Regions from separate parts of the Homo sapiens genome. Here region 2 is linked to region 1. Evidence: chromatin loops called from intact Hi-C (ENCODE). Cell type or tissue: Caco-2. All regions are shown on one strand. Each heading gives the region's core, and the rest is flanking DNA. Links, peaks and the distances in the headings are about the cores only.

Region 1 (10,908 bases), core at 1,326-9,325:
CTTTATAATATTTTTAAAGGAGGAACAAAAGAAAGTTGTTGATCTTGGTTTTGTAAAAAAAAAAAAAAAAAATCCTGACTGTCTAGGGGTCAGTGGACAGGTCCGCCCAATTTAAACAAATTCCCTACCCTTGCTTGCCCTCCCCAAACATCTCTATACTTAGAAAAGTATTTTCACATACATTATCTCATTAGACTCCTGTTGTTTGCTAGTGTACTCTCATTAAGCAATGAGGGTATAAAGAGCAAGCAGAAGAGTGCGGCCTGGCAGTTGAGAGCTAAGGCTCTGAAATGAGACAGAGGTGCATTAAAATTGCAGCTCCGCCACATTCTAGCTCTGTGTCCCCAAGCAAGTGATTTCACTTGTCTGAGCCTCTAACTCCTCACTTGTAAAAAGGAGATAAGAAGTTAACGTGAAAATGTAATGAGGTATTACAGGTAAAGTGCTTAGCACAGTCCCTTGCACATTATAAAGCCTCAATAAATGCTATTTGGTTTTTATTTAAAAGATTTAATGAATTGTTAATTTTTAAAAAATAGCAAACATGGGGGTAACAAAATTTTAAAAGCTCAAATATCTGCAAGTGGCACGAAAATAATAATTCAGTTACTCTTCACAAAGATATTTATTGTTAAAAGCTTCTTATGTTTTTCAGGGGGGAACATTATTCATATGTCAGTGTATCAATCTACCTTCTATATATATTTTTAAAAATTACTGTACTACAAAAGTAATCAACTGTACACACTATTTTTTACCTTGCTTTTTAAACTTTAATTAATTAATTTTTTTAAGACAGTGTCTCCCTCTGTTACCCAAGCTGGAGGGCAGTAGCATGATCATAGCTCACTGCAGCCTCAACCTCCTGGACTCAAGGGATCCTCCCACCTCAGCCTCCCGAGTAGCTAGGACTACAGGTACATGCCACCACACACAGCTAATTTAATTTAATTTAATTTTTTTGGTAGAGATGGAGTCTTACTATGTTGCCCATGGTGGTCTCCAACTCCTGAGCTCAAGGGATCCTCCCGACTTGGCCTCCCAAAGTGCTGGGATTAAAGGCATGAGCCACCATGTCTGGCCTTCTTAATTTTTATTTCATGGCTGTATCATAAGCTAATTAGCCAGCTCCCCTTTGAAGGACACTGATTGCTTCTAGGTTTTTGCACTAAACGCCTTGGACATATATCATTGTCAGTTAATGTTTAGGGTGAATTTCTAGTAATTCAATAATTGAAACAAAAGGCACTTGCACTTAAAATTCTTCTGGTAAGTATTGCCAAATTGTCCTTCAGAAAGGTCACACCAATTCACATTCCCACCAATGCAGTATGACCGTATCATTTTATAACCTCACAGTAGGTATTACTAATTTTAGCATTTTATAGTGATTGTTACTTGCTTTAGGGTATTTTCAGGACTAACAAATGCAGGGCAGCGTTTTAGAAGGAATTTGGACTTCAGAGCCAGACAGTCCTAACACTGCCCTTTTGCAAGCTACACCTCCATTCCTTCATTTGTAAAGTTGGGCATAATAGCAGTATCTAACTCATAGAATAATAAATGAGAAATCCATTCAAAGCATTTAGCCTTCCAAATATTAATTGCTCAATAAATAGAAACTGCTCAAGTAATAATTTTCTACTCCAAAGGCTTGAATATGGGAAGAGGGGAATGGGAGGACTTCTCTAGAGATCATGCCCTTGAGATTCACAACTTTTGCTTTAATTCTGCATCAACCTCCTTTCCAAAGTATTGCTCAGGCATTATTTTAAAGAACACAACCCATTTTTACCATAGTGTGAAGAAACCACAGTGTATGCACTATATGCAGATAATATAAGTAATAGGGCCATAATCTCATTTTTTGAAATTAGTTTGGCACAAGTTTAAAGTGCTGGATGTTTGCTACAGGCACCAGTTGCTTACTTATCCCTTTCTTCTTTTCGAGTTGTTACCTCCTTCAGTTGCAATCCTTGGAGCCACCAACTGCCTGGGATATTTTACCCTAACTTCCACTCTCCAAATGAGCCGTCTTGCCTTCTAGGTCCTGGGAAAAAACCCATGGCTATCCATCTACTTTCTATACATGGCTATCTATTTTCCATCCAGGCTCTTCCCTTCTCTTTTGCTAGAAGTTGCTCTTGAATTACCAGAAAGCTTGAGCCAGTAATGTCCTCAGTCTTTGCCTACAGAAATCTTATTTCAATGCTTTAGGGACCCCATTGATATCAGCTAAATTGTCCTGGATTCTTTCTAGCTCCTACCCTCTAAGATTCCAATCTTCTCTTTCAAATCCTGCCTCCAGCTACACCAATCATTAGTTAATCATTAGTTCTGCATGTCAGGCTCCCCCAGTACACAAAACCAATTTTATACCTTTATTATTATCTTTTTTCTCATGAAAATAATGTTATTTGCAAAAAATTATAAAAGTATAATCCCACTACCTGGAGAAAATTGCTATTAACATTTTAGTGTCTTTCACAATTTTTTTTCTGGAGAGAGTTAAAGAACATTTTTTTTTTGTAAACTAATAATGGGTTCATATAAATTTGTGAATGGCTTCTTTCACTTACTGAAACATCATGTCTGCATAAAGCACTAAAAAATACTCATGTATCCCTCATCCCCTACATGAGTAAGCCTTTTTTCCTATAGCTTTAGCTTTCCTACAGCATCAATGAGAATTTAATCACATTCAATTTTGCTCACCTGGAATCCTTCATCCAATCAATGAGATTTCACTAGAGGTGCTGCTGACCACAGAGGACACTACCCCAACCTGGCCAGGCAGACACTCCTACAAAGTCACAAATTTGTGCGACTGCTGACAAAGTTAGTTTCTCAGAACTGAGAGGCGTACTAAATAGGGATGTGTTTAAAATAGATCTGAATTCCTTAACAATTTTTCCCTCTCCACTTCATCCTTGATTTGAAAGATAGTAGTTAGAAAATTATTTTGTAATCTATCAAGTACCAAATAAATTTAAAGAATTAGTACTAATAATAACTATACTCCCATACTCCTAATATATGTACATCAGAATCACCTGGAGGTGATGTGAACCACAGACGGCCAGGTCTCAACCCCAGAGTTTTTTATTCAGTAGGTCTGGGTCAGGATCTATAATTTGCATATCTAAGTTCCCAGATGACACTGTTGCTGCTGGCCCAGGGACCACATTTTAAGCACCACTGTTCTGTAAAGCGGTAGGACATTATTTGGGGCTTTCTTGCTTGATACTCATTAATGTATCCACTCATTCATTTATCACACAGTTATTGAATTCCTACTCTGTGCCAAGCACTTTACTAGCATTTTTGAGGAATATAGACAATACAATCAACATTACAGTATAGCGTGGCACATCCTGTGATACAGATATCGGCCAGGGTGTTATGGGAGACTTAGGAAGGGTATCAGGGAAGATTTCCTAGAGAAGGTGATTGGGCAGTAGGCAAGGAGGCCAGAAGAATCGGTAGGGGCTAGAACCATAGGGGAAAGCCTTGAGTAGTAAGCTAAGGGGTTTGACTTTTCCCCTGGAGGCTGTAGGAAGCCATGGAATGTGTTTTTACAAAGGTCTTAATTGCGGTATACAAAATCAGGGGCTAGCGACATCCATGCCAGGTTCAACCATTGGCTGTGCTGCATATGTAGCCTGAGGCAAGTTACTTCTTACCTTCTCTGAGCTTCTCTTTCATCATGTGTGAAGGGAAAATATTAATAGATCTACCTTATTTGGGTATTGTGAAGATTAAGTAAGAAAAAGTGCCTAAGTACCCATCATATGGTAGGTGTTTAACAAATGGTGATTATGATCAGGTTTAAGCCATAGAAAGAAATGACATGTAAGACATGCTTCTCAGGTTATTAAAATCCATTTGAAATTGCCAAGCTAGTCTCAATATCAAGGCCATATTTGATGTGAAGATTAAGTAAGAAAAAGTGCCTAAGTACCCACCATACGGTAGGTGTTTAACAAATGGTGTTTATGATCAGGTTTAAACCATAGAAAGAAATGACGTGTAAGACAGGCTTCTCAGATTATTAAAATCCATTTGAAATTGCCAAGCTAGTCTCAATATCAAGGCCATATTTGATGTGGTGGCAAGTCGGATGATTTAATCATGTAATGATAATAGTTTATCTTGTCTTTTGTTTTGTTTTGTTTTGGAGACAGAGTTGCTCTGTCATCCAGGCTGGAGTGCAGTGGTGCGATCTCAGCTCACTGCAACCTCCGCCTCCTGGGTTCAAGCGATTCTCCTGCCTCAGCTTCCCCAGTAGCTGGGGCTACAGGTGCATGCCAGAATCCCTGGTAATTTGTTGTTGTTGTTGTATTTTTTAGTAGAGATGGGGTTTCACCATATTGCCCAGGCTGGCCTCGAACTTCTGCGCTCAGGCAATCTACTTGCCTCAGCCTCCCAAAGTGCTAGGATTACAGGCTTGAGCCACCACACCCAGCCTGATGATAATTTCTTGATTACAGATTATTTGCGAGGCACTGTGCAAAGTGATTTATGCACATCATTTCATTTAATCCTAGCAATAACCTTAAGAGTTAGGTATTATTATTCCCAATTTTACAAACAAAGGAATTAAGGCTCAAAGAAGTTAGTTTGTACATAGTCGAACAGTTGGGTAGTGGTAGAGTTTGAATTCAAACCTAAGTTAGTCTGAGCCTATCTTATATTAGCCACCTTGTTCCACAGAAAGCAGTTTTGTTTCTTTGAAGGACAGGGCAGCGAATGGGCAGTGAGGCAAGGTTAAAGAATCTAGACTTTATTACCCTGTTTCTCTGCCCTCGAGTAAGACTGACTGTTCATACTGATTTCAAGTGCCCTCTGGAAACATGCCTCTATAACCTCCCAGGGGCCCCTTGACCTTGGATCTGTGGCACCTGGTACTGAACCTGAGGTGGTCATAGTTACTTTCCAAAGTGCTCTGGAACATTTACAACAAGGAGCCCCCTTGTTTTGACACTAGGACAATATTAGACTCTGTAAGAGGAGGCATTGGGGTAAGCCTAGTTATTTTTAATGCTGCTATTACTACTATTGTTTATTGAGCACTTGCCACATGTCAGAAATTCTGTACTTCAATCCTTACAGCAACCCTATAAGGCAAGCACATTGTCATCATCATCTCTAGTTTAGAGATGAGGAAACTGAGGCTCACACAACTAAGTTCACACAGCCGGTAGATGCAGATTCAAGCAGAAAACTCGTTCATTCATTTTTACAAACCTTGCATTTTCATTTCTTCCTTTGCCTCTGTACCTATAACACCTTCAAACACAGATGTAATCCTCCTGAATTCTTTTACTGCCCACAAGTTTTATTTACCACATAGTTTAAGCCCTATTTTTAATGATGTATATACAAATCGTGTTTCTCCTCAAAATTATTTCATGCCATAAAAAGTCACTCTTCCCTCCCTTTATTTACAAATTCATTCCTCTTTAGAAATGAGCACTTATAATAATTACATGCAAGGCCAAATTTTTACTGTTTAGTGTAAACCCATAATGTGAAATTGAGAATGGTTGAAAAGCACGGTTATGAAAACATCGTGGACTCCAGACTCATCCCATACAATTTCCAAGGGGAATTTATTCTAAGTACTTTAAAACTTACAAAGAGTTGAATTCTGAACTACTTGGGCCTCTATGCACTCTTAGCAATTCCCCCAGCAGGGAACCAAAAATGAGAATAGAAAGAAATTGCCTCAACATTGAATTCTTAGACATTTAGAAGGCCTGGAGTCTGAATACTTTAAAAGGCTGTTATTTAAATGTGGGAAATGATGTGAAAAGTATAATGTAAAGATAAGATAAATATTGTTTGCTAAAATAAATCATCGGGTTTTTTTTTGTCAAATTCATGGCAATTTTAAAATCCTGTTAATTCTATTTATTTTTTTCTTATTTGGAGCAGGTAGCTGAATATGCAGAGTTCTGGCACTAGGTGTCAGCAAAAGATTAAACTAAAAACACCCACTTTGGGTTTTTTTCTTTTCTTTTTTCTTTCTACACATATATATTTGAGACAGGGTCTCACTCTGTCACCCAGGCTTTAGTGCGGTGGCATGATCATAGCTCACTGCAGCCTCGAACTCCCTGGGCTCAGGTGATCCTCCCAACTCAGCCTCCGGAGTAGCTGGGACTACAGCCATGTGCCACCATGCCCAGCTAATTTTTTGTATTTTTTTTTTTTTTTGTAGAAATGGGGTATTGCTATGTTGCCTGGGCTGGTCTCAAACTCCTTGGCTTAAGCAATCCTCCTGCCTTGGCCTCCCGAAGTGCTGGGATTACAGTCATGAGCCACCATGCCCGGCCTAATCTTCCATATATTTCAAACTTTATAAAAATAAAAATAAAATACATAGTCTGGATTTTAAAAAGAAGAGACAACACACTTCCTTGTTGCCATGACAACGTCAGCATGAGAGAGGCTGGGTTGCTGCTGCTCAAGTAGGCACCTTACAGAGATCCTCATGGCTCAAGGAATTCAATGTAAGACCGTTTGACCTTTAGCATTGAATGGCTGGGGACTCAATTTTGTGTCAGCTAGAAAGCTGGGGAATGAGAAGTTTGGAGGGTTGGATGGGGTGGTGAGGTACACTCCTGTAAACCAGATCTTAAAAGTCTAAATATTAAATTATTTTACATAGAAATGTAGTGTTCAAGCCAACCACAGTGCTTGTGCAGACAAATTCAGTGGATGCTTTTCCCACATGACAAGATTAACAAAATTAACTTAGAGGCTAGCTTTGAGAACCCAGGCTGATCCTAAGGGTTTCTCAAACTTACTATGTTAATTTTAGCATATCATAGGGTTTTTTTTTCCTTTTAATATCCAGAGCTTTCCCCCCTTCTTGTGATTCCTGTCACAGTAAATGGTGTTACCATCCAGCAGTCATTGAAAGTAGAACTTAGGGTATTGTTTTAGGTCATTCTTGTGTTGCTAGAAAGAAATACCTAAGGCTGGGTAATTTATAAAGAAGAGGTTTAACTGGGTCAAGGTTCTGCAGGCTGTACAGGATACATGGCATGTGCATCTGCTGGCTTCTAGGGAGGCCTTGGGGAGCTTTTACTTATGGTGGAAGGTCAAGCAGGAGCAGGCAGGTCACACGGGGAAAGCAGGAGCAAGAGGAAAAGAGCAGGAGGTGCCACACACTCTTACACAACCAGATCTTGCAACAACTGACTCACTATAGCAAGGACAGCACCAAGCCATGAAAGATCTGCCCCCATGATCCAATCACATTCCACCAGGCCCCACCTCCAACACTGGGGATTACGTTTCCACATGAGATTTGATGGGGACACAGATCCAAACCATATAAAATATCACTCTTAACTCTTCCTTTATCCTCATTTCCTATAACCAAACAACCCATTAAGTCCTGCCAAGTCTACCTCCTTAGTCTTTCTTACATCCGTCATATCCTATGTCTGCTCTAGTGTGTAGAGGGACTGGAGAAACATTTGTGTGACAACTCTTTCCTGAATGCTGTAATAGCCTCCTAAATCGTTTGTATGTCTCTGGTGTTTTCTGCATACTTTTACCAGTGTTATGAAACAAGTCTGTTTGAAACAAGTCTAACTACATATTTCTGCTGATTTCAACAACTCTCTATCAGAAAAAGCCCAAGTTTATACGCATGAAATATAAGGTCTTCTATATTCTTATTCCTGCCTACCTTCCAAGCACATCTCCCACCTTCACATCCTTTATGTTCTAGTACAAATAAAATCATCATGGTTTCAGTGAATTTGCACCCAGTCTTATGGCTTTAAATACCATCTTACATACTGCAGACTCCCAAATTTACATCTCCAGTTCAGACTGCTCCCATAGTTCTAGATCAGGGGTCCACGACCTCTGGGCCATGGGCCGGTACCGGTCTGTGGCCTGTTAGGAACTGGGTCACACAGCAGGAGGTGACTTGTGGGTGAGGAAGCATTACCGCCTGAGCTCTGCCTCCTATCAGATCAGCAGCGGCATTAGATTCTCATAGGAGCATGAACCCTATTGTGAACAGCGCATGCGAAGGATCTAGGTTGTATGCCCCTTATGAGAATCTAACTGCCTGATGATTTGACATGGAACAGTTTCATGCTGAAACCATCCCCTGCTGTCGCCCCCCACCTCCCCACCCTCTATGGAAAAAATTGTCTTCCACAAAACCAGTCCCTGGTGCCAAAAAGGTTGGGGACCGCTACTCTAGATTCATACTTATACTATAGTTCCATTTGTATTACTCAGACATCTCAGATTTAACATGTCCAATGCTGAATCTTGATAACCACCTCTCCTCAGAAATGAACACATGCCTCTCCTGCAGTCAGTCTTCCTTTCTTTCTCTTTCTTTTTCTTTCTTTCTCTCTCTTTCTTTCTTTCTCTCTCTCTTCCCTCCCTCCCTCCCTCCCTCCCTCCCTCCCTCCCTCCCTCCCTCCTTCCTTCCTTCCTTCCTTCCTCTCTCTCTCTCTCACTCTCTCTGTCTCTCAGACAAGATCTTGCTCTGTTGCCCAGGAAGGAGTACAATGGTGCAATCATGGCTTACTGTAGCCTTAACCTCCTGGGCTCAAGCAATCCTCCCACCTCTGCCTCCTGAATAGCTGGGACTACAGGCAAGCGTCACCATACCCGGCTAATTTGTGTATGTTTTGTAGAGATGAGGTCTCATTTTGTTGCCCAGACTGGTCTCGTACTCCTGGGCTCAAGCAGTCCTCCTGCTTGCACCTTCTGAAGTGTTGGGATTACAGGCATGAGCCACCATTCCCAGCCTCCCTTCTGCAGTCTTAAAAATCTCAGTAAATGGCAACTCCAGCTTCCAGTTGCACAGACTACACTCTTCCAGTCATCCTAGAGTCTTCTTTTCCCCTTATGCCATACAATCCAACCCATCTGGAGATACTGAAGTTCTTATCTTCATAATATGTCCAAAATGTGACTATTTCTTACCACACCCACTGCTAAGAATCTGGCCCAAACCACCATTTTCACTTTTCTGGATGATTATTGTATTCTTCTAATTGCTCTTGCTGTTTGTGAACTTAGCCTCCTTCAATCTATTCTCAACGCAGTAGCCAAACTGATCCCATTATAGCCACAAAATCCTACAGTAATTTCTCATCTCACTCAGAGCAAAGTCAAAGTCCTTACAATAATCTAAAAAGCACTACATAATCTGGCTCTTCATAAATGATAGATATACTCTTACACTAGCCTCTGTACTTGCTGTGCCATCTAGAACGTTCTTCCCCCAGATTCTCAGTTTCCTTCCTTTCTTCAGCTGTTTTACTCAAGAGCTCCTACTCTGTGTAACATTGCACCCCCTCCTCATGCAATACCTTCAAGTCTTATTTATTTTTTTCTCATTAGCACTTACACTTTTCTAATGTACTATGTTCTTTAGGGATTTTAATATGTTTCCCCTATTACAATGTAAACTCCACAAGGATGGGTACTTTTGTAAATTTTGTTCACTGAATATCCCATGGTCTAGAAAAGTGCCTGCAACGTGGTAGGTGTTAAATAGTGATGATGTTATTAAACTGTTTACACAGTTCTGTACATATTTTATTTGCATATGCCTTATATATTACCTCTGCCCAGAGGGCTTTCCCCTATCTTCATTTTTCCCCGCTATGGATTGGCAGCATTCTTTTTTCTTAAAAAAATCAGCTTTATTGAAATATAATTTACACACCACATAATTCATCCACTTAAGGGGTACAATTCAATGATAGTATTATGTTACAGAGTTACGCAACCATCACCACATTTTTTTTCTTCAAATTCTATTTTAAGTTCTGGGGTACATGTGCAGCATGTGCAGGTTTGTTACATAGGTAAACATGTGCCATGGTGGTTTGCTGCACAGATCATCCCACCACCTAGGTATTAAGCCCCGCATCCATTAGCTATTCTTCCTGATGCTCTCCCTACCCCCACCTTCCCCTCTGAGAGGCCCCAGTGTGTGCGTCACCACAATTTTAGAACATTTTTATCACTTCAAAAAGAAGCCAGGTACTCTAGCTATTGTCTCTCTATCTCCATTCCTGCAGCCCTAACCAACCACTAATCTACTTTCTGTCTCTCTAGATTTGCCTCTTCTGGACATTTCATATAAATGGAATCATATAATATGTGGTTTTTTGTGACTAGCTTGTTTCACTTAGCATAATGTTTCTAAGCTTCATCCATGTGATAGCATATATCAGTACTTCATTCCTTTTCATGGCCAAATAATATTATATTATATTATATTATATTGATATACCACATTTTGTTTATCCATTTGTCAGTTGATGTGCAATTGGGTTGCTTCCACCTTTTGACTATTATGAATAAGACTCCTGTAAACACTTGTGTACAATTTTAAAATGTGGACAAATTTAAAATGTGTTTTCATTTCTCTCTCTCTCTTTTTTTCTTTTTGTTCTTTTGAGACGGAGTCTCACTCTGCTGCCCAGGCTGGAGTGCAGTGGCATGATCTCAGCTCACTGCAACCTCCGCCTCCCGGGTTCAAGCAATTCTCCTGCCTTAACCTCCAGAGTAGCTGAGATTACAGGCGTGCACAAATCATCCCATCCCCTAGGTATTAAGCCCAGCATCCATTAGCTATTCTTCCTGATGTTCTCCCTCCCCCCACCCATGCGTGGCTAATTTTTGAATTTTTAGTAGAGACAGGGTTTCATCATGTTGGCCAAGCTGGTCACAAACTCCTGACCTCAAGTAATCTGCCTGCCTTGGCCTCCCAAAGTGCTGGGATTACAGGTCATCATGCCTGGCCTCATTTCTTTTGAGTTGAGAATTGCTGAGTCATATGACAACTCTAGGTTTAACCGTTTGAAAAACTGCCAGACCATTTTCCAAAGTGAATGCACCATTTCACAT
Region 2 (10,908 bases), core at 1,307-9,306, 240 kb after region 1:
ATGGTATTATCTATTACATGTACTACTAAACAATTGTTCCACTGAAGATACTCAAGCCTCAAACAACAAAGCAGCTTTCATATTAGTAATTACGGAAACAACACAACTCATGTTTTCAGGTTTGTCAAAAGTCAAATAAGATTCATTCAGTAAAGGGTAAGAATTTTGAGAATTCTAGAACTGGAAATAACTCTGAAAGATCAAGTCTAGCTCATTACCTTCAGGCAGGTAAATGTAGGCCTCTAAATCTTTTTTTAGGGTAGATGGCTTATATCCATTTATTCAGTGTATATCAATAGCAGTTATCCATAATTAACCTTCTATAAATTTATTCACTAAACACACAGTAAGAACTAACTCAGGGCCACATAACTAAATGTTGAAGGTACAAACATGGATAAGCCACAGTCCCTCATGTTTACATTTTATTTTCAAAATTTCAAACAAATTTCAAAAAATGTCTTAGTGGATAAGTGATATGATTTTAGGAATCCTGATGTTATATACCCTTCATTAAAAAAAAAAAAAACTTATGTGTAGGCCCACAAGGTTACTGAAGAATAGGCCAAACCATATCATCACTAGGAACTGGTCCATCTTCTGTTGCTATAAAGGAATATCTGAGACTGGGTAATTTATAAAGAAAATAAATTTATTTTGGCTCATGGTTCTGAAGGTAGGAAAGTCCAAGATTAGGCAGTCCTTCTGGCGTGGGCTTTGTGCTGCTTCAACTCATAGTGGGAAGTGGAAGAACAAGTAGACACATGCGAAAGAAAGGGGGACAAAGTGGTTGGCCCACTTTATAACAACACTCTCTCATGAGAACAAACCCAGTCTTACTAGAACTGCATTAATCTATTTGTGAGGGTGGAATTCCCATGACATAAACACTTCTTAAAGGCCCCACTGCCTCTCAATACCATTACATTGGCAATTAAATTTGAAGATGAGTCTTGGCAGGGACAAACCACATCCAAACCACAGCAGAACCCATCTATCCCTTGACCATGTTTCTCAGGCCTCTTCCCACTATCACTTGAGCTGTAATTTTGTCTCCCCAACAAACATCCATGTGACTTTCCTAAACTTCAACTCAGCCTCCCTCTAGAGGAAGGCTTCCAAAGCCTTCATGGTTGAAATATCTTCTTCTACCTGATACCTCCTCTTCTTCACCCTTAATCACTCCAGCATGTACTACAATATGGCTTCTATCAATCATTCTATTAAAACTCCCCTAGAGTCAATGACTGCATTCAAGTAGAACATTAATTTGAATTGAATATTACCTCTCCTAGTACAGTACTTGGCATACTAGATTCTCAATAAATACTAGTTGAGTTGAAATTTGTATAAATAATAAAGGTAGTGTGCACTATATAGTAGTTACTCATTAAAACTTCAAATTGTCAGTTGTGTAAGAGTCTCCATATTTAAAACTATTTTTTCTTTCATTTGTTTTCCAAATATGTATTAAGTATTAGTACAAGGCAGTGGACATGGTTCCTGTTCTCATGAACTTTAATAGTCTAACAAACTATAATTTCCATGCCACATACTTAATAAACCTGTGTATAGAAAGAAGAGTACAACATAAATTTGATTTTTAAAAATATATTTAAAGGTCTTATAGGATTATGGAATGTGCTTCCTTAGAATGGGAGAAATCCTACTTATTCTGCGAGAGCCAGCTTTTGATTTACACCAAGTAAAAGGGATCAATGGGTACTCAAAACACTGTTCAAACAGACATCACCACCATGAACCCATTAAATTAAAGTTGTCTATTTCTGTGAACCCCTTCAGAGCAGAACCTAGCCTGGTGCCTAACACTTAATAGGCTCTCAGTCTACTTTTTATATATTTTTTTCCCTTTTGCAGGTGAGGAAACTAAGACCAGACCCAGAGAAGTGAAGAAAGTGTGTTGTTGTATACACTACAGAATAAGGTTTAGAATCACAAAGACCTGAATTTGAACCTCTGTCCAGATATTTAAACTCAGTATCTCAGTTTCCTAGCAGGAATAAGTCATATGACAGATGTGCAAATGCTTGGTGTGAGGTAGGCACTCAATAAAGCCAAGATCCCAGTTAATGACAGATATGGTAAATGGGCTGTTAGGAATTCAAAGAAAATGTTAAAAATGAGCCAATTATAGTATTTATTTGGTGTTTTAGGTTTGACTTCAGCCAAGGTGAAGCTTTAAATAAAGTGTGGGAGAGTGCAAGGGACCTAGACGGAAAAAAGTTAACAGTTGCCCAAGGGATAGAAAACAGAGCTGATGTAACAGCATCCTTAGAGACTATAGTAAAACTTACCCAGACAGTAGCAATGTCAATTAATTAAACAGGCAAAAGTTTTATATAATCAAAATAAATAAAGGTAGAGTGCTTCAAGATGGCACAAACAGAACAAATGAAAGCAATATCTTTTCCAGATCTTTTAAGATTAATTTTTAAATAAGTTCTCATGAAAAATTGGAAACTTTAAACAACTAGGTTCTTACTTAAGAGAACAAGAGAAACAAAATTAAATGTCCTAGAATTTTTTGAAACGTGTAACAGTTATCCCAGCATAGCAGAGTGGTTAAGAATAGGATTCTGGAGCCAGAAGGCCTTGATCATCATTCTACTTCTTACTGACTAATTGAAAACCCTGGGCAAGTTACCTAAATAATCTGTACTTCAGTTTCCTCATCTATAAAATGGTGGCAGTAATAGTATCTATCTCCTAGGGTTGTTTTGTAGATTGAAATTAGTTAATATTTGTAAAGGACTTAGAATACTGTCTGGCACAGAGTAAATACTAATTAAGTGCTTCTGAAATAAATCACCTGAACTTATCTCATTCAGTGTAGAAATAGAAATCTGACAAACCTTATTCCATTACTTTATAGTGGCTCAATTTTTTAAATTATTATTACTTTTTATTTCAACAACCTTTGAGGTACAAGTGGTTTTTGGTTACATGGATGAATTCTATAGTGGTGAATTCTGAGATTTTGGTGCACCCATTACCCGAGAAGTGTACCATGTGCCCAATATGTAGTCTTTTATCCCTCACTCTCGCCTCTCAATCTCCCACCATGAGTCCCCAAAATCCATTATATCACTCTGTATGTCTTTGCGTCCTCATAGCTTAGCTCCCACTTACAAGTAAGAACATACGGTATTTGGTTTTGCATTCTTGAGTTACTTCACTTAGAATCATGGCCTCCAGCTCCATCCAAGTTGCTTCAAAAGACATTATTTTGTTCCTTTTTATGGCTGCAATGACTCAATTTTTAAAAAATGATTTGTTATGTATTTGCTCTGAAGCCATCAAGGTCCTTATATAAATACTTACAAAATGATAAATTCTGGAGATGAACACGGATGAACAAGAAAAAAATAAAGACAAGTGGTTCATTTGCTTTCTGTTTTTCCAGAAAGATCTACAGGTAAAAGGTACAGAGAGATACACTTTAGCTCAACACAGTGAAGAGCCTTCTCACAGCTTGAGCTTTCCGAAAGTGTTTTGAAATGCTTTTCTGGGTGGTACACTCCTCTTCACTGGATTTCTGTCACACTGGCTGGGAAGTTGGGCTAGAAACCCCCAAACGACCACACAAGGCTAAGATACCATGAGTCAATAACTTATTATTATAGTATCAGAGAGGAAGTGCATTTCTAACCTGTATTCTAGGTACATAGCACTGCATTTGGCTTTTGGGTGACACAAAATGCATACAAGATAGTTTCTTCTCTCAATGAGCTTATAATCTAGTTGGGGAGATAATCTCACACCCCAAAAGTATCAGAGGCAGCATATGATTAAGTTCTGAATTTCACTTGCTTTTTTATTTAAAAAGAATATAAAATGACAAGCTTTGCCCTCTTAGAATGCACTCTCTTATCCAATGGCAGTATTTCTTGTAGATCACAATGACTGTATCTATGTAAACAAAAAAATAATCATTGCAAGGTTCCTATTTTCCTTTAGCATGAATGGGAATATGGTATATCTAACAAGATATCCCAAGTGCAAAGCACTACATTGATAGCAGATGATTCAGAAAATGCAAGAAATAAAAATAAAAATAATGAACCTACATATTTCTATTATACATAAGAATCTGTGCTTTTTATAGGAAGTTGAGTAGTTCAATCATGAATGCAAGCAGACCTGAAACTATGCATTCCCCCACATTTTTGCTTTAATATGAAAGCCTGAGTTACAGACTCACAATGTGGGCAGTGATGATCTACAGGCCAACTCCCTCATTTTTCAGAGAAGACAATAGGACTATAGAGGATAAATGACACAGTCACAAAGGGTGACAGAGCCAACACAAGAGCTCAGTTCTGATAACTGGAGTTGAATATTTTGTTCTACATTTTGGAGAAAGTTTAAATCTCAATCTCTTTCCCAATCTCAATCTCTCTCTCCCTCTACCTCCCTCTCTCTCCTGTTTCTCTTTACAGTTAAACTCCCAATTTTCATGGCATGATAATACATGTGGTCAAAGAACTAAAGCAACTATGTCTCTACTTAAAAACCATTCTATTTTTTTGAATGGGAAGTTGAAATAAATGTTTTCAAAAATTCAGTAGAAATAGACTATTGGCCTCCTTTTGCAAAGCAGACTGTAAAACTGCTGGGAATCTGCTAGAGAAGTTCACAGGTAATTTCACTATTTGATGCAAATTAGTTTTTATACCAATCCAAGCATCAAAGTCCACAAGAAAGCATAAGTTAGAATGAGTGACAAGCTGGAAGCTAGTTGGTGGAAGAGAGACCACTGCAGGACATTTTCAGAGACCAAAGAAAGACACAGCCACATGTCCACATATGTATACTATACTGTTAGAAACCAGTGTGTGTGGAGGGGTGAGTACACCTGCACTATGTGTGTGTGTGTGCATGCATGTGTGTGTGTGTGTGTGTTGTTATTTTTGGACATAGGTGTGGAATCTTATGTCTAATGGTCAAAAAGGAGCTAAAACTACTCACACACTGTATTCAATACGTGACACAGTTCTTTCCTATATAAAATTGCTAGAGCTTAACACTTCACCTGAAACCCAACTAAACCAGACTTTAGTTATTTAGGGCACTTAGAACTAGTAGCAAAACAATTAACTAGGGCAATAGAAGAGAAAGCTATAAGCAAAGAGCCACGGGAAGTTGTCCATAAGCATAGGGCCCAGAGCTTTTTAATAAACAAAAAAATTTTGAATAACGTAAAGAATCAAGTTCTCCTTTAAAGAAAAACTAAAGAAAGCACATGAGGTGATTTAAAACATTTAAAGTTTGGTGAAAGAAAAGTACTCATAATTACGCACTCTCATTTATTTAAAAATGCATACCAATCTGACTATACTTGGAAGCTGATTGAATATTTATATTGAGGCGGGGCGCCGTGGCTCATGCCTGTAATCTCAGCACTTTGGGAGGCTGAGGTGGGTGGATCACCTGAGGTCAGGAGTTCAAGACCAGCCTGACCAACATGGTGAAACCCCGTCTCTACTAAAAATACAAAAATTAGTTGGGCATGGTGGCTCACGCCTGTAGTCCCAGCTACTCCGGAGGCTGAGGCAGGAGAATCGCTTGAACCCGGGCGGGGCAGAGCTTGCAGTGAGCCGAGATCACACCACTGCACTCCAGCCTGGGTGACAGAGCGAAACTCCGTCTCAAAAAACAAACAAACAAAAGGAATATTTACATTGACCATTTTAATCATTAATTTTCATTAAAAAATCGAATTCAGTTGTGTACTATAAACCTATTCTCATTGTTATCCACACACGGCAAGCCCAGATGGTTACAACTTATAACCACGCACCACCTAGTGGCAGATAACAGAATTGCAAGCATAGTGGCTAGTTAAAAATAAGGAGTTTCGCACACAATTTTAAAAAAAAGTATCCCATAAAATGTTAAGAAATTACTAAAACCACGCCTTTTCAATGACTGCTTTTTCTCATTCTGTGGTATTTAAGATATACAGATTATTAGAACTCAATCAATTGCATAGCAATTCCTATCACTGTGTAAGATTTAGAAATAAATAAATTTCTCATTTATAATCTATCAAACAAACATGATCTGTATATGTGCCAAAGTTAAAAAAGGTTAAGCCATCACTGTCCCTAAAAAATTTGTCTGCAATTTTTAAGGGGTTAGGGGAGAATAATGTGGCATGAGATTATGAACATAAAAAATGGATGTATGAGAAAAATAGATTTTCTTCCTCTGTTTTATGAAAAGATAAAGCACAATATTGTTGGAAATCAGTAGAAATGTGAAATAGATTCATTTAATGAAAATACGGAATTAATTTTTTAATCATGGTTACTAAAAACCACTTTTGATAGAAACCATTTCAAAATACAAGTCCTTGTTTTTGTCTTGGTAAACAGCATATCGTAAACGGAATTAAAACTTTCTCTCATTACTAAAGAACGTGGTTATACTTTTCTTAACACTGAATCCTTGGTAAATTCAAATTTTTCCTAATAATCAAATACAAATAAAACTTCTGTCGACTGTGGGTTTCAGACAGTTGGGTTCTACTTAATTAATATTTCAATGCACCTGAGAAAATGTATCAGTAGCCCTCAGTGAAAAGAAATAATATGATCATACAATGTAAATAAATATGATGCTAAGTTAAAATCAAGAATATCTTCTCCTCACAATTGCAAAGGTTGATAAAATAACAGTAAAGAATGAAGGGGCTCTTGGTTTTCACATCTAGGTGGGAACTCAGAAGTGAAACTTAAAACACCAAAAAAACATTAATTCCATATGCCATTTCTTTACGAGCTTATTCGGGCCAATAGAAAAATCAGCAAGACCATTAGTGGTAAGTGGAATGGTGCTGTATCAACTAAAGATGTAACCACACAAAAGTCTTATTGTATTGACTATCCAAATACATTTTATATGCTAAGGAGAGGTAAGAAGAGCTTGTTTTAAAAACCATCTGGCCGGTGCGGTGGCTCACACCTGTAATCCTGCACTTTGGGAGGCCAAGGCACACGGATCACTTGAGATCAGGAGTTCGAGACCAGCCTGGCCAACATGGTTAAACCCTCATCTCTACTAAAAATACAAATAAAAAATTAGCTGGGCGTGGTGGCATGCATGTGTTATCCCAGCTACTTGGGAGGCTGAGGCAGGAGAATCGCTTGAACCCGGGAGGCAGAGGTTGCAGTGAGCTGAGATTGCTCCATTGCACTACAGCTTGGGTGACAGAGCAGGACTCCATCTCAAAGTAAATAAATAAATAATAAAAACTTTTTAAAAAGGGAAGTAAAACAGACTTTTTGGTGCTAAGCACATAGTAGGTTTTCAAAAATATATTAGCATATATAGGATTCTAATATACAGGCTATCAAAAAGCTTACCTCTGGTAAATTACTGTGTGTGTGCATATTTGAACATAGAAAACTCTAGGGCACATCTTGTAAGCTGTAAGCTACTATGTATTTATTTTGTTATGGTAGTGGTAATACTTTTAAATAAATTGGAATATTTGTTGCTCATTACACTATGAATGGTACAAAGCTAAACTTAACTTTAAAAGCTATGATTCTGGAAACAATACATGTGGTTGTTGGCACACACAAGTAACATTTATATCTGTATAATATTATCTTCTCTGTATTATAGCACAGGGTATTGTGAGCATTCACATTCACACAGCACTTGAAAATCCTCATATGATAAGCAAAGTATTATTGATATTTTTTAAAAGTTACACTGGTAAATCGAACCTTAAAAAGTTAGTGTTCTTCATCTTCGTTCTTCTTTTAGTCCACATTTCTATTTTTAAATAATGCACAAGTATTTTGAAGCATATATGATATTGATGACAGAAAAATAATTTTCCCTCCAAATACAAATGCATATTTATAAAAAAGTAAAAGGTGTACATGTAAACATTCAATGGTGACACCAGTTCATTTTAGACATTTCCTGAACAGGCTCCCTTAGACTGTTATCAGTGAGATATCTAATAATTCTTCAATCATATTTCTTTGAAAAAAGAGACTAAGAAGATTAATATTATGTGTTCTTTTACCTCACAAACAAACTCTATGAGTTTGGAAGTATTTTCACTGAGAGCAGATACTTATTTATGATGCTGACTCTGGTCCCAAAATAATTTTCTCACTGTGATAATTTCTATGACAAATAATTTTGATTAATATTGCAAGCCCATCATATACTACAAAAGTCCCTAAGTTCACATACAGTTCTTATTACAGCATTTCATTTATTGGAAAAATGTCAGGCAAGGAGATCCATAAGAATAAAATTTCAAAAAACAAAACCCTTATAAATTGATATTTGTCTCTTTTAATCAATCTTTGGAAATATTTCTGAAGTGATTTGTAAAACGTTGTTCCCCCTTAGACATAAGACAGTGAAAAAAGTAATGCTTTTTCTGATAATTCTAGGTTATCATTAGAAAGAAACTTCAGTAATGCCTTGAAGGATATATTGGGCACTTTGTTAAACGGCCCCAAATGCCTGTGTTTTTGGTGTCTTCATTTCCACTTTTTACAGTTTGTCTATCTTCTTCCTCACTGGCAGCTATTTATTGGCCATGACTTCACTATGCCTCTGCCTCTATTAATTCCCCCACAAACACACTGATTAAATTTCTGTGGTTTGCAAAGTCACATTCAATCAAATAAAGTGTAGCAAACAATTGCTTTGTGTAAGGTATTGAATCAAGAGTCTTTAAGATTTGGGTCTTAAAATATAAATGACATGGGCTCTTGAGTGATCTTAGAGAGGGCCTTGGGAGGTTCCCTATGAGTATGTTTTAAATGCTTAAGGGCCTGGCCTTCATGAGATCTACAGTGTCTGTTAGAAGCTGAGGTCTGGAAGTAGTATGCCATTTCTTTATGGGATACAGCTCTTCTCTCAGAAGTCTAGCTGATGTTTAGGAAGCAATCTGGGAAAAACTGTTCAGCAAAAGGCTGTGAATGTCACAGAGCACCAATGGCCTGGTCGGTGAGGCAGGGGGCTGACCTCATAGTAAACCATGAGCCAGGAATGACACTCAAAATGTTAAACAATTCTTATAGCATGGTCACAGGCAAATCAATACTGATGGTGTTCTGCCAAGTGTTGCCATATTTGTTGCTGAATCATGGGGGGTTGTCAGGGAGTGAGCATTGGAAAGGGTACTATAGGCAGTATCTATTTACTAACCAGTAAGGAAGTATTTCAATAAATATTCAATACTATTCAATACTATATGGCCATACACATGCATACTATCAGACTACTACCACACATTCAAATCCCTTGACATTATATGCACAAAATGAAGCGATATACAAGAGCTTAGTTGGACTTGAGTCAATGAGCAAGAGGGAGGATTAGATTTTCCAGGAAGCCAACTAGGAGAAAGCATAGTTTGCATGCCTAGAGAGAGACACAGCCCTCCTTAAGTCTAAAACACGACTAAAAGGCACGCCAATAATTAAGAAATACAAGGAAACTGGTTATTGCTGTTTCTGTTTATTTATCTTAGTAAAAGCTCTGGAGAATTAGTCACTGAACACATTAAAATTTCTAGAGATAATTACAGCAGGTTATAAAGACTATTTGTTGGTAAGTTTGTAAACCCAACTTAACTGCTTGTGCATTTTATTTAAGGGAAGTTCTGATTAAAAATTAATAATGATAATACACATAAGAACTATCATTAACTCATTTTCTTATTGGTGCTGAGGAAACTTTCTTGTGGATACAACAGTCATATGTTTACATTTAACAGCAATATATTTACATTTAATGGCAAAGATAAAATTGTGATCTAAGTACAATGAGACATTGTTAACAACTTGGTCCCAAAAGGTTAAAAGTGAAAAGTGAATCTCCTGTAAACCCCAGACTAAGTCGCACATAGTATAGCATCTTGTCCCAACAGGCTTCTGTTTTTCTGTGCCAAACTAGCTCCATCGCTCTTTTAGGCCATTTTCAATGTTTATACTTCTGCTTAATCTTGAAAATGACTATATATCATCACTGTACTGGAAATAATAAATATGAAGCAATATTGAAAGATGAAAGGTTATTAGTAACCTGCATCTGCACTAAGGCAAAAGCAATAATCTCAATGTTAATTTGTTATTATTCTAAATTACTTTGTATGTGTCAATTTTTGACCAAGCAGAACTCCCAAACACTGCCAAAAACATTTATCAGCAAGACAGACTGCAAGTCACCACTGAATTGTGGTCCCTAGACAGCATACTGGCCAATGATGCTACTGGCTGACTAAAATAAAATGCCCTTGTAAATCACAAGACTCGCAAACAGAATGGCATCAATGCAGTCAAAAAGTGTAAATCCAACACTGTTTATGCTTTATTTCCTGTGGATTTGTAACTATGCATCAAACATTTTAAAAGCACTGATCCTTTGGCATGAAATCATGTGTGAGCTATAGAGATTTTATCAAGCTAACTGATAGGAGATAGGCATGTGACATTATAAAACTCTGTGACCACGCAAAAGGAGCAGAAAGGAATGTCAACCGTGACCTCTTATTTTCAAGTACAGATACCAGAAAATCTAGCTGGCTTTTGGTGTGAGAACACTCAAAAACTATAGGTCCCTGTAAAAGGAACATTCAATTTCCAATGACTTGAATGTCATTTAACGGTGAGTGTGTATGATTTATGAAGAACAGACTAATAAAACATGGCATTTCAGTTGAATTGAAAATATAACAACAGAAAATATGCATGTGTTTTCCATGTGCAAGGCACTGTTTTTAGCACACTCGTATATATTAATTCATTTACTGCTCATAACTACCCTGTAAGGCAGGTTCCATTACTGTACCCATTTCACAGATGAGGAAACTGAGACACAGAGAGGCTAAGTAACTTGGTTCGAGAT

Evidence for each region. A loop is a pair of places that touch in the nucleus more often than their neighbours do. Peaks named below come from ENCODE experiments on the same cell type or tissue, not always from the same donor. Only the 100,000 strongest peaks of a DNase experiment are listed, where the experiment ranks them.
Region 2: it touches region 1 in a loop (18-fold over the local background); 6 of 110 quality-filtered maps call a loop at or near these places.

What each region holds. Positions count from the first base shown.
Region 1 is chrX:132,220,378-132,231,285 of GRCh38, forward strand. The region is part of intron 1 of RAP2C-AS1 (RAP2C antisense RNA 1); the gene reads left to right. Among named protein-coding and RNA genes, the nearest start is that of RAP2C, 6.4 kb to the left of the region's middle. RefSeq lists an enhancer at 3,376-3,905. In Caco-2, for the core only: a CTCF peak has its summit at 5,979 (motif pointing right); no DNase peak of the experiment used is centred there.
Region 2 is chrX:132,457,793-132,468,700 of GRCh38, forward strand. All of the region lies in intron 1 of MBNL3 (muscleblind like splicing regulator 3), which reads right to left. Among named protein-coding and RNA genes, the nearest start is that of MBNL3, 26 kb to the right of the region's middle. In Caco-2, for the core only: a CTCF peak has its summit at 5,833 (motif pointing left); no DNase peak of the experiment used is centred there.